Regions from separate parts of the Homo sapiens genome. Here region 2 is linked to region 1. The links are chromatin contacts, found by Hi-C or POLR2A ChIA-PET in ENCODE. All regions are on one chromosome and are shown on one strand. The core of a region is the stretch at or near the end of the contact, and the rest is flanking DNA. Distances in the headings are between cores, read along the strand shown. Region 1 has its middle 18 kb from the start of NALT1. Region 2 holds the start of LINC01451 (long intergenic non-protein coding RNA 1451).

The links. Hi-C counts contacts between places; a loop is a spot of excess contacts on that map. ChIA-PET counts read pairs that join two places held with the same protein, here RNA polymerase II (POLR2A). Pooled maps may share reads with other maps.
Region 2: a loop to region 1 is called in a map of CD14-positive monocyte, with 3 times the contacts of the local background. The contact joins the promoter of LINC01451 here to the enhancer-like site in region 1. A Hi-C loop is called at or near these places in 18 of 168 maps with a recorded cell type or tissue (CD14-positive monocyte, HepG2, PC-9 and 13 more), 12 of 37 single-sample maps with no recorded cell type and 15 of 50 pooled maps. POLR2A ChIA-PET finds 5 or more read pairs at or near these places in 11 of 52 experiments (B cell, GM10248, H1 and 6 more).

Annotation. Positions count from the first base shown.
Region 1 is chr9:136,562,962-136,568,085 of GRCh38, forward strand. No RefSeq gene overlaps it. Among named protein-coding and RNA genes, the nearest start is that of NALT1, 18 kb to the left of the region's middle. RefSeq lists enhancers at 653-1,513, 1,514-2,375. Within about 2 kb of position 1,835, at least 23 of the 41 ENCODE cell types and tissues checked have a DNase peak (open chromatin) inside an H3K27ac peak, as active enhancers do; they include CD14-positive monocyte, PC-9, heart left ventricle and 6 more, where a contact is called at or near this core.
Region 2 is chr9:136,613,035-136,618,998 of GRCh38, forward strand. It overlaps LINC01451 (long intergenic non-protein coding RNA 1451), which reads right to left and starts at 4,147. Exons shown (of 3, transcript NR_135288.1): 1 at 1,090-4,147. RefSeq lists a silencer at 2,283-2,577.

The DNA.
Region 1 (5,124 bases), core at 585-3,084:
CCCTGGATCCAGCCACGCCAGGAGCTGCTGTGATTCTGCAAGCGTTCACTGCTTACAAGGCAACTGAACAGTCATCTTCCCCTTTTGACCTCCAGCGACCACCCCTCAAGATCACTGGGAAACTGAGGCCTGAGAGGGAAGGACAGCATTGAAGGTTGTCCAGGAGGTTAGAGCAGACGGGAGGAGAGCCCCGGCCTCCAGGTCTCCTTCCCACGGGAGCCCGCTGGCTGGGTGTGTGGGCCGCCTGCCTGAGCCGCTGCTGTGGGAACCACCCGCTTCCTGAGCTCCCCTGAGCCCCCGCCCGCTGCCAAGCCAGCCTGGGAAAGCCCCTGTGGCGGTGAGCTCGGGGCTCAGAGCAGACCCTTGACCCAAAGCCTGTCACAGCAGACGCCGCATCCTCCCCTTTCCTCCCAGCCCGCGTGGCTAGGCTGGGGTCTGCCCTGCTAGCGGCCTCTGGCCTGGAGCCTTCTCCTGCCTAGGCCCAGCAGTGGGCCCCCCACCAGCATGGACCCTTCTGTAGTCCCTGCGCCCACCTCCTCAGTCCAGAGCCAGCTGGGGCAGGCTGGCCGCACAGCACATTGAGGAGAGGCTGTTGGCTCTATCGGGAAATGGCGACCCGATGTCCTCCCACATGCTGAGCTGCACCCACCCTGCCAGCAGGTGCTTCGGGAGACTCAGAGGTTCCTGGTGGGGTCAGAGGCACCTAGGACCCCAGGGCCAGGCCCTCGTTTCTGTTTACTCCTGGAAGAAGAGAGTTCTTGTCCTCCCTGGCAGGAGCTGGGCTTCAACAAGTCCCCTGAGGGCCCCTGGACCCTGGCAGTCCCTGCGCTGAGCCAGGAGCCGCTGCGGACCAACCAGACCAGGGTCTGACACCTGCCGGGCTGAGTCTGGTTTCTGTTTCTCAGGTCACAGAGGGGTTTGGTGGCTGGCGTGGGGGCCATGGAGCTGGGTTCTCAGGCGACTCTGCTGCGTCCACACTGTTCCCTCAGTCAGCTCCATGTTCTCACCTGTACAGTGGGGCTATGGTGAGACACGCAGCGGGTGGCTGATCAGGTGCGCTCAGCATGAGGCCAGCAGGCAAGACCCCTGCCCAGAAAGCTGTGGGGCCACCTGCCCACCCGACAGGGCCTGGACCATGCCCTCCATGCGAGAGCGAACTGCCCAAAGCAGCTGCCCCGGGACAAATCTCCCCCTCCCTGGCCCCGTCATACCCCAGGCCCTGGGATTTCCAGAGGCCCACGGGCTTGTGGCTCAGAGCTTGGGAAGTGCTCAAGGGGAGGGGCCCAGGACTAGGCAGAAGGGCAGGATTGGGGACAGGGCCGTGGGACTCCTATAGTGACCGCAGGGAGGAGCAGCCCAGGTCACAGCAGAAGGGGCTGAGGAGGGGGGTTGTTGCACGCTGAGGGTGGGTGTGAACCTGACCAGGAGGCAGCTGCCAGCCTCACCTGGGAGGGGCGCCCTGCAGCCACGCCTGGCAGGAGGTCCCTGGAGCCTGCCCGCAGCCTCCTGCCTTGCCCCAGAGGCTGCATTGTCTCCCGCTGGAGAGGCAGGGAGGGCTTCCAGGAAGGGGCACAGCGGGCAGCACCCCAGGCCTGGAGCTAATGCGCTGGCTGCATGAAGGAGCCGGCCCCGACCAGCCCAGCTGCCTGCAGGCCGGGACCTGGGGGCCGAGGCCCAAAATGGAATCTGACAGCTAAGCCCAGCTCAACCAGGTCAGGGCCCACCTCTGGGGTGCAGTAAACAGGAAAGTCCACAGGGGACCAGAGGCTGCCACGAGAAAGGAAAGGGCTGGGCCAGAGGGTTTCACAAGATGTTTCAGATCAGCAGGAAATGGTGACTTCTCACTGTCTGACTCCACTGGCCTTATTGAGCCAGCACTGCGGCCAGCAACCGCGCTGGGTGTGTCTGTGAATTTCAAGGGAGCCCACACGTGGGCGGCAGTCGCCCCGCTGGACTCCCAAGAGGAAGCCCCAGCTCCCAGCCTCACCTCTCACCCCGTCCTAGTGAGGCCCTTCTGCGTGTGCGGTGATTCTGGACCTGCCCAGGCTCCCGGCTGGAGCTGGGCATGAGAAACTGAGGCCCAGCAGGGTCTGGGCTGACCCAAGGGTCCCCGCCTCCCATTGATGGGGCCCCACAAAGAAGCCCCAGGTGTCTCGGCAGGTCCCTGGCCCTTCTGAATCATTCCCCAAAATGTAAAGCTGGCTTTGTGCATCTTCTAGCGTGAGAACTGTTTGAAATTGGGTGGGCCAGGCAGTGTGAGGCCCCGCAAGCGCAGTCCTGGGTTGGGTCAGCCATGCAGCGTGAGGCCCTGCAAGCGGAGTCCTGGGTGGACAGAGCACCGCACTCCCGGCATCTGTGCACGGCCATGCAGGCCCAGCTCCTTTCCGGAGAAGGTCCCGGCTCTGTAGAGGGGTCCTCGCTCTGTTCCAGATGGAGTCCAGATTCCTTCTGACGACCGTGTGTCCTAAGAGGCATAAAATGCTCGCATTTTTGACCTAGTGATTCTCCTTCTGGGAGTTTATCCCGAGGAAATAGCACGAAGCCAGAAAACCTTCCGTGGGAGACGCCCCCGCCCGCGTTATTTATAACCGGGAGAAGCTGGAGCCGGCCCAGATGCAGGGGAGGCCCGGCTGGGAAAACCATCCCGTCTGTCTAATTGAATGATGTGCAGTTGTTAAAAGCAATGCCTGTGGAAAGTTCTAACAACGTGGGAAACACTCATTATGGGATGGGAGGTAGAGACGTGGATGTGTCGGCCGCCAAGGACTCTCAGCCGGCAAAGCAGACCAGGGCTGTGAATTCGAGACCTGCGCGTGTGGGAGGGAGGAGGTGCCCCATGGCCACCCCGGCCGTCCTGCAGGGGAAGAGGTGGTATGGGTTCTGCCAGGTTCCGCCCCGGTCCTGGCCACATGGTGATCTATGGGGGACCCTCTTACCAAAATGAATATGATTTATGGGACTCTATCTTCACCCCAACTCAGAGACTTTCCCCATGAGGCCGCAGGGGTCAGGATTCCAAGGTCTGTCTCTGAGTTTCTGAGTGGGCGGGGTGAGTAGGTGGCAGGGGAGGAGCCAGTTCCCACTGGGGCCAGCAGACCCCCTCCCTAATGGGCAGAGAGTCCCCTTGGGGCCTGCTCCAGCTGTCCTGGGAATGGTTTCCAGGCCCCAGGCCTTTGGGATGCAGCAATGACACCGGCTGTGGGGGTCGCAGCCCCAAAGGGGAGGGAAGAGTCAGTGGCTCCTGGGGAGTCCCGCAGATGCTCCCTCCACATTCCCCGAACCTCCGTCCCTCTCCAATCTATGTGGCTCACCCTTCCCACCCGCTCGGCTGCTGCGAGCCCGCGAGGCCCTTGAGGCCAGGCACAGGGCTGGACGTGGCAGGTGCCCATGAACAAGGAGGGATGAAGACTGAGGCAGGATGGGGCGGGTTGTCAGGGGTCTGATCAGGGGAGGGTGGAACCCCTCCACCAACACCGTGTGCTGACACTGGAGTGAGGCCTAGGCCTCTGGATGGGGAAGGTGGGGGACAAGGACCTGAGCCCCCAAGGGCCAGCGGGTCCCAAGGAGCACAGAGCCCTGGGGTGGGGACAAGGGACCCCTGCCTTCGGCTGAGTCCCTGGACCCCGACCCCGGAAGCACCAGGCCTGGGGCGCAGCCACCTCTGGCCAGCAGCGGCCGGGTCTGCCAGGCCAGAAGGCAACTCAGGACTCAGTGCGGCCGGCACTCTGCCCTCCCCCTAACCAGGGCGGGCCGAGGAGAGGCCTTCGCACCCCAGGTGCACAGGTGGTCCCCGGTGGGCTCTCACGGCAGCAAGGGGTAACAGCAAACGACTGGGCAGCCGAGGGCTCTGCTTCTCTTTTGTCTGACTCGTCATCACAACAGCCCTGTGAGGTGGGTCCACGTTAAAGACCGGGTGAGGAAAAGGCAGAGGCCGGTGGGGCCCAGACCACTCCAGCAGCCACTCAGGCCCCAAGGAGGTCCCGGGACTCCAGGGAGATCTCCTGGGGAGAGGATCTGAGCCTCTGCCAGACCCCAAAGCTGGCGAGCCACGGGAAGGCGGACACGCGGGAAAAAGGCAGATATGCGGGAAGGCGGACGGCCAGGGCTTCTGTCCCTCAGGCTGCCCTGAGCCCCATGCCCCACACTGGCCACTGGCACCCATCCCAGATAGAGCAGCTGGGAACTGACCCGGGCCAGGGAGTGGCCGTGGCTGGGCTTTGTACATCTCCCGGCAAACAATCTGTCCTTTCTACTGAAGACTTGAGTGCGAGGATGATCTACAGCCCCAGGGAGCTGCCTGGGCTTGCGGGGAGGGTCTGCCAGGGCTGGGGGGGGAAGGTCTGCCCGGGCTGTGGGGGGGGGAGGGTATGCCAGGGCTGGGGGGGAGGGTCTGCCAGGGCTGGTGGGGAGGGTCTGCCCGGGCTGGGTGGGGGAGGGTATGCCAGGGCTGGTGGGGGAGGGTCTGCCCGGGCTGTGGGGGGAGGGTCTGCCAGGGCTGGGGGGGGAGGTTTTGCCAGGGCTGGTGGGGAGGGTCTGCCCGGGGGAAGGTTTTGCCAGGGCTGGGGGGGAGGGTCTGCCCGGGCTGTTGGGGGAGGGTCTGCCTGGGCTGTGGGGGGAGGGTCTGCCCGGCCCCCTGTGAATTTCGGGCCTATAAGGTGCCCCGGGTACGGCAGACATTTTTCTCACCATTAATCATTTCCATACCTACATAAGATGCAAACGAGGCGAGGTGAGATGTCTTTCTCCACCCTGCACAGCGGATGGGATGGGCCCAGGCTGGCCTCCCCCAGGCTGCTATGCGTGGGAGGGGCTCCCTCGGCCCTTCCCCAGGTGCTGCAGCCTCTGTCCCTTTCACTGTGCTCAGGGCCACACCAGGCCCCTGAGGCTGGAGAGTGCAGTCTCCGCCTCTCAGAAGGGGCTGGGTGGCAGGACCCTCGGGGAAGCCCTGCTCTGTGACTGCTGATGAGCCCATTCGCCCGCCGCGCCTCAGTCTTCTCTCCTGAAAACCAGGCAGCGCTTCCTTCCTTCAGGGGGGCTGGAAGAGCCCCTGGCTCCCGGGCGGTCCTGGGGACCGGCAGAGGCCCTCAGACCTGAGCACTTCCCTGAGCATGAATGGGAACGACC
Region 2 (5,964 bases), core at 2,897-5,396, 52 kb after region 1:
ACTTGGGTCTGGCGCAGTGGTTCACAACTGTAATCCCATCACTTGGGGAGGCCGAGGCGGGCGGATCTCGAGGTCAGGAGATCGAGACCATCCTGGCTAACACGGTGAAACCCCATCTCTACTAAAAATACAAAAAATTAGCCGGGCATGGTGGCGGGCGCCTGTAGTCCCAGCAACTCAGGAGACTGAGGCAGGAGAATGGTGTGAACCCAGGAGGCGGAGCTTGCAGTGAGCCAAGATCCCACCACTGCACTCCAGCCTGGGCGACAGAGCGAGACTCCATCTCAAAAAATAAATAAATAAATAAATATAGAAACCCCAGCACTTTGGGAGGCCAAGGCAGGCGGATCACCTGAAGTCAGGAGTTCGAGACCAGCCTGGCCACATGGTGAAACCCCATCTCTACTAAAAATACAAAAATTAGCCAGGCATGGTGGCGTGCACCTGTAATCCCAGCTACTTGGGAGGCTGAGGCAGGAGAATCACTTGAAACCAGGAGGTGGAGCTTGCAGTGAGCCGAGATTGCACCACTGCACTCCAGCCTGGGCAACAGAGCAAGACTGTCTAAAAATATATGTATATATTTTTTTTGAGGTCAAGAGTTTGAGACCTTATAATATATATAAATAGAAGGATTTTCAACTTTGTGTGGGGTTGGCGCCCGAGTCCCCCATTGATCAAGGGCCAATTGTGTATCTCAATAAAGCTGTTAAGACAAAAAAGACTTGCCCAGACTCCCTGAGCAGGGTCAGGGCTGCAGAAGCCAAATGGGCTTGGGAGGGGCTGGCCGGCTGTGGCTCTGTTTTCACTCTGCAGGGTCCCTGGGTGTTTATTCAGCAGGCCTGGGCCCTGCTCCCCACCCAGCCAGAGGCCTCCTCCCCTCCCCGGAGTCTTCCCAGAGGATGTTTTTCCAGGGCCCGGCTGGGCAAATGGCATTTGGATTCTGGCCGGGGAAGCCTGGGGGGACAGTCCCCACGTCCTAGCCCCGTTTGGAAGCAGCCTGTTTCCTCCAGCATCCAGCCAGAGCCCTGCGGATTCATTCTCGGCCACCCGCTGCCCCTCGGAGCTGTGGGACCCCAGGGGGTGCACCTCCTGGGCTGTGCTGGCCTTGGCAAGGCTGGGCAAGGCGAGGCTGGGCCAGGCACCCCTGAGCGTGAGGGACCTGAGGAGGGGTTCAGGCAGGAGCCTCGTGTGGTCTCCCTGTGATGATATTCGGGGCCCCCGACCCCTGCCCGGTGAGGGAGCATGTGGAGCGTCAGGGCACACGGGATGCACAGCTCAGCAGCCCAGGCAGGCCTCTGGTGGAGACGTCCCACACCCCACCCCACCCTCCGCCCCGGCTCCCGCCTTCCCCACCCCCAGACCCGGCCCCTAATCACAATGCACTTCCCACAGCTGGTCCCCACAGCGAGCTCTGCGCCATCCGGATTGAGTGGGGGTGGGTGGGAGTTTTCCCAGAAACGGGCCTGTGAGTCACCAGCCAGGCCAGGAAGTGGCTGCCTCCTGTCCAGCCCCCCAGCTGACCACTGGGCCTCAGTGTGGATCACACAGCAAGGCCATCCATGGTGACCCGAGGACTGACTGAGCGCCTGCTGCCCCCCAACCTCCAGGCGCTCCCAGGCTGTGACTGAGACTGCGGTCAGCGGCCCCGTGCGGGCCCTCATGGAGGAGCACGAAGAACAGGTGCTTCAGGGAGGACAGGATTTTGGGGAGCCCCTGGGGGGGCCTTCCTAGAGGGGAACACGCGTGGGGAGCCCTGAGGTCAGAGCTGACACGCGTGCGAAGGAGGCCTTGGAGGCTGCAGCTCAGCAGGTGGGGCCGGGCTGGGCCCCGAGATGGAGAGGGGAGGCCTTCCCAGGGGCTGTCAGGCCAGGGGTGCCACCAGGAAGCCCAGAGGAGGGGGGGGCCGCTCCTGGGCCCCAGTCACCCAGCCTGGTATATGAGAGTAGGGGGGACCAGAGAGGGAAAGATGGTAGGCAGCCCCAGGCCACACAGAAACCCAGGCAGGACCGTAAAACCCAGGCCTCGACCCGTCAGCCTCCAGCCGCTCTCCGAGGCACCTTGCAGGGGGTGGGATGGCAGTGGGGAGCCTCTCACAACAGGAACTGGGGTCCCAGATGCTGCCCGGAGCCTGGAACTGCGAGTGGCCGTGGCGGTGGCTGTGCTGCTCTTATACGGGACACCCCGGCACCCGAAGGTCGAGCAGGGACCCAGCCCCTGCCACAGCACCTGCCAAGCATCTGGGTGACACTGTGGTCGGGTGGGGCGGGGGGCTTAAGTCAGGTGAATTTGTCAGCTCGGGCAGCTGTGACAAAGTTGCACAGACCCTGGTGGCTTCAACTGCAGGAACTGATTCTCCTGGAAGCCCGAGATCCAAGGGCTGGCTCTTCCGAGGCCCCGCTTCCCGCTCTTGCACACCGTCTTCCTGAGGCGCCCTCACATGGCCATCCCTCGGGGCGTGTCTGTCCCAATCTCCTCTTCTTACAAGGACGCCAGTCATATTGGATCAGGGCCACCCTGTCTTACCTTGACAACCTTTACCTGTCTCCAAACACAGTAGCACACTGGGGCCCTGGGTGCTAGGGCTTCAGCTTGTGAATCTGAGGGCCTTTGTCTGCCCAGGCACTGCCTCCAATAGAACCTTTGGTCCTGCAGGCCGGCAGGTGCCTCTGCCTCCATGCAGCCTGGCCTTAGCCCTGCCTTCATTCCACCTCCCCTCTGGGACTAGGGATGGTGCTGGGAGGCCAGACAGGCTTTGGGGAAGTTACCTGACCTCTCTGAGCCACGAGGTCTTCATTTACAGGATGTGGCTGTGTGTCTCACTGTGACTCTGGGGAGGGACAAGGCTTAGTCAGTGCCTGCCCGGACGCCCACACCCAGCACACAGTAGGTGCTCAGAAAACGCAGCCCAGATTGTTGGAGGCAGAGGGACCCAGGGGCCCCTGGAACAAAGCCCTCGTTGAGCTGGTAGAGACCAAGGCCAGAGAGCCCTAGGCACCTCCCCCGTCTCCCAAGGCCTCTGGGGACCCCCTTTCCACCGAGACCCCTCTGCCCCTGCCCCTCCGGTGACTCGGTGGTTCCCACGTCAGTGACAGCAGGGCCCCTCCCGCCCAGGACAAGCACCACCGCAGGCTGGGGCTGCCTTTCCCTCCTCCGTCTCCCCTCTGCCCACTCGGATCCCACCAGCCTCCTCCAAGGGCCTGTCTGGCCTGCCCAGTCTGCGGGACTCCAGCCATGGTGACGATTCCCCACCATCTCTTGGGAAGGACTGGAGTCATGGTTCAGCTCCAACTGGGGGAGTGCTCCGGTTGCCAGCGGCCAGAGGACCCCGGGGTTGGGGCTGATCCTCGTCAGTCACCCCATCACCAGCTGAAGACCCCCAGCGCCTCCCATGCCCCCTGAGGTGAGGGGGCTGCCTGGAGCATGTGCCCCTGGGGTGACTCGTCCAGGCTACCAGAGAGGCTGCCCAGGAGCACCCGTGTGAGGGGCTGGCCTGGCTCCCATCGTCAGGCACGTGAGGCTGCATGGGGGCTGCATGGGACTTCGCGCCCTTGTCCCCAGGTAGAAGAAGGGGGCGCAGATACCCCCCAGGATGGTCACAGACCCTCCCCATCCCCCTCCAGGGCCAGGGCCAGGTGGTTCGCAGGCTGAGCCTGGGCTCCTGGATCTTGGAGACAGAGGAGACAAAGGAAGAGGTCTCCAGCCATCTGGGCCATTGGTGCACTTGGGGCCTGAGGTTTCTCCAGCCCGTCGGGATTGACCCCTGCTGTCCGAGTAGCCTGGGGTGTGGGCCCCCACCCTGTCCATCTCATATGTGTCCCCCCGGCTCCCCACCAGAGGGGATGAGTGTGTGGAAGGATGTCGGGGGGCTGCTTTGCTTTCTCAGGTCAAAGAAACATTGCCCTTGCCTTTCTGGAGCCCAGAGAAGTGGGTTCTCCAGGATCCAGCCCACGGAACATTCCAGAACCTGGTGGGGGGGGCCTCACCCCTCCCCTACCTCCCCATGGGGGTGATTTCCTCTGCTCGGCCACTCCCAGGCTCACCTCCAGAAGGTCCAGTTGCTGGACCAGGCAGGTCACAGGCCGAGCTCTGCTTCCAGCTGTCCAAACACACAGTGCCTGCAGGGCGACCTGGGGGTGATGGGGGTGTGGGATTGGGGGCTGGGGGCACAGGCCTGAGGGAGGGCCTTGCCCACTTCCCTGCAGGAGCCTCGGCCAGCCCTGCCTGTCTCTGATCTGTTGCCTCTTTGGGTTTAGGAAGTGCCAAAGAGGGCCATTATGGGGAGACCCTCAGGACTGCAGGGGGAGGGGCTGAGAGCCGTGCAGGAGATGTGGGCCGCCCACGGGGTGTGGCGGAGTGGGGAGGACAGGGCCCTTGGAGTTCGATGGCACTGGTGTGGGGACTGGCAGGCCCCAGGTCTGGGACCAGCACCCACACAGGAGACGCGAGCCCCAAACGGTATGGCGGGAAGTGGTGGGGCCCGTGTGCTGGGAACAGGTTCGTGCCTCCTGCAAGCTGTGCCGCCACGCTGGGCCAGGCTACTGAGTCGAGCAGCATCGGGTGGGCCTGGCCCTCAGGGGCTTTGCAGGGCCTGGGGCTGGTTGGAGCTGAAGGAGGCGGCCCCTCCAGACCAGGTGCCCTCCGGTGAGTGTCTCTGTCCTGTCCTCTCCCCTGTGAGTTGGAGAGAATGGCGGCACCCTGAGCCGCTGCAAAATGAAAGAGATCGTGGGTGAGAAGAGGCTCCTTGCTGGGGGCAGCTCTGTAGGCTCCTCTACTTGGGGCGATCGGGAGGCTCTGGAAAGAGCAGGCATCTGAGCTTGGCCGGAAGGCCTGGCCCCGGCGGCTGCTGCCCCTGGGACTCCCACATGAAGAGGCTGGGCAGGGGCGTGCCTGGAGGCCTCCCAGGCAGGTGCAGAGAGCGGCTGGCAGAGAGCTAGTGTGGAAACTGCCTTCCAGGGCAGTAAACTCCCCAGCAGCCAAAACCAGAAGGACATGAGAGGGCCCTAGGTGGGGCTGTCAGCCGGGCACCCACACCAGCCACAGCCAGCCTAGGAGAAGCTAGGGAAGAGGTGGGCTTGCCGAGGTGTATGGAAGAGGGTTTGGGCTGAAGGAGAGGTCATTCTTTTAAAGGAAAAGGCGACACAAACTCAGAGTCACTGTCAGCACGTGGTGTCTGGCCTGCTGTCACCTGGGGGAAAGGCACAGGTGCTGGGAAGTCCTGCCCGGCCGCTCTGCCTGTGTGAGAACCACCTGGGGGAGGCCTGGGGGGCCACCAGCCCCAGCGGGGATCTCCAGCCAGCCCAGCCCTGTTTTTTCCTCTCCTCCCACCTCCGCACTGGCCAATTTTCCTCTGTAGTGCAGGCATTACTTGCTGTTTTGTGAAGCACGTGCTGAACCCAGCGCAGGCCTGTGGCAGGTGCTGCCAGCCAAGACCTGCCTCGACGAAGGCCCCACACCAGGCACTTCTGCCGGGTGCGGCCCCTCGAGGCGCAGGAGCTGGTGGTGCAGGCAGCATGGAGGCCGGTTCCCGGGGCACAGCTCTCCTTGGAACTAAGTGAGACCTAAGTCCCACGTGGACGGGACCCTGGCCATCCCCCTGCACCCCTGCGTGGCCGTGGCCAGTCTCCGTGGGCGCCCACTGCTCCGTAAGCACCTGCCATCTTTCACTTCCTTATCCTGTGAGGGAAGTGGTGAAGAAGCCGAGGCTGCTGGCTGGGTCACACCACCAGCAAGTGGCAGAACCCCACCCAAGTCACACCGGCCCCGAGGCCAGGCTCTGAGCCACAGCCCAACAGCCGCAGCTGGGCCAGGACATGCCGGCTCTGGACGCAGGAGCACGGGGCAGTCTGGGCAGTGGAGACTCAGCCTGGGCGCCAGGACACTGCAGCCCCCACCTCAGATGTCCCCTGGGGCCAAGGAGGGAGTGTGAGGGAGGCGGGTCCCAGGAGAGGAGGCGGAGGCCTG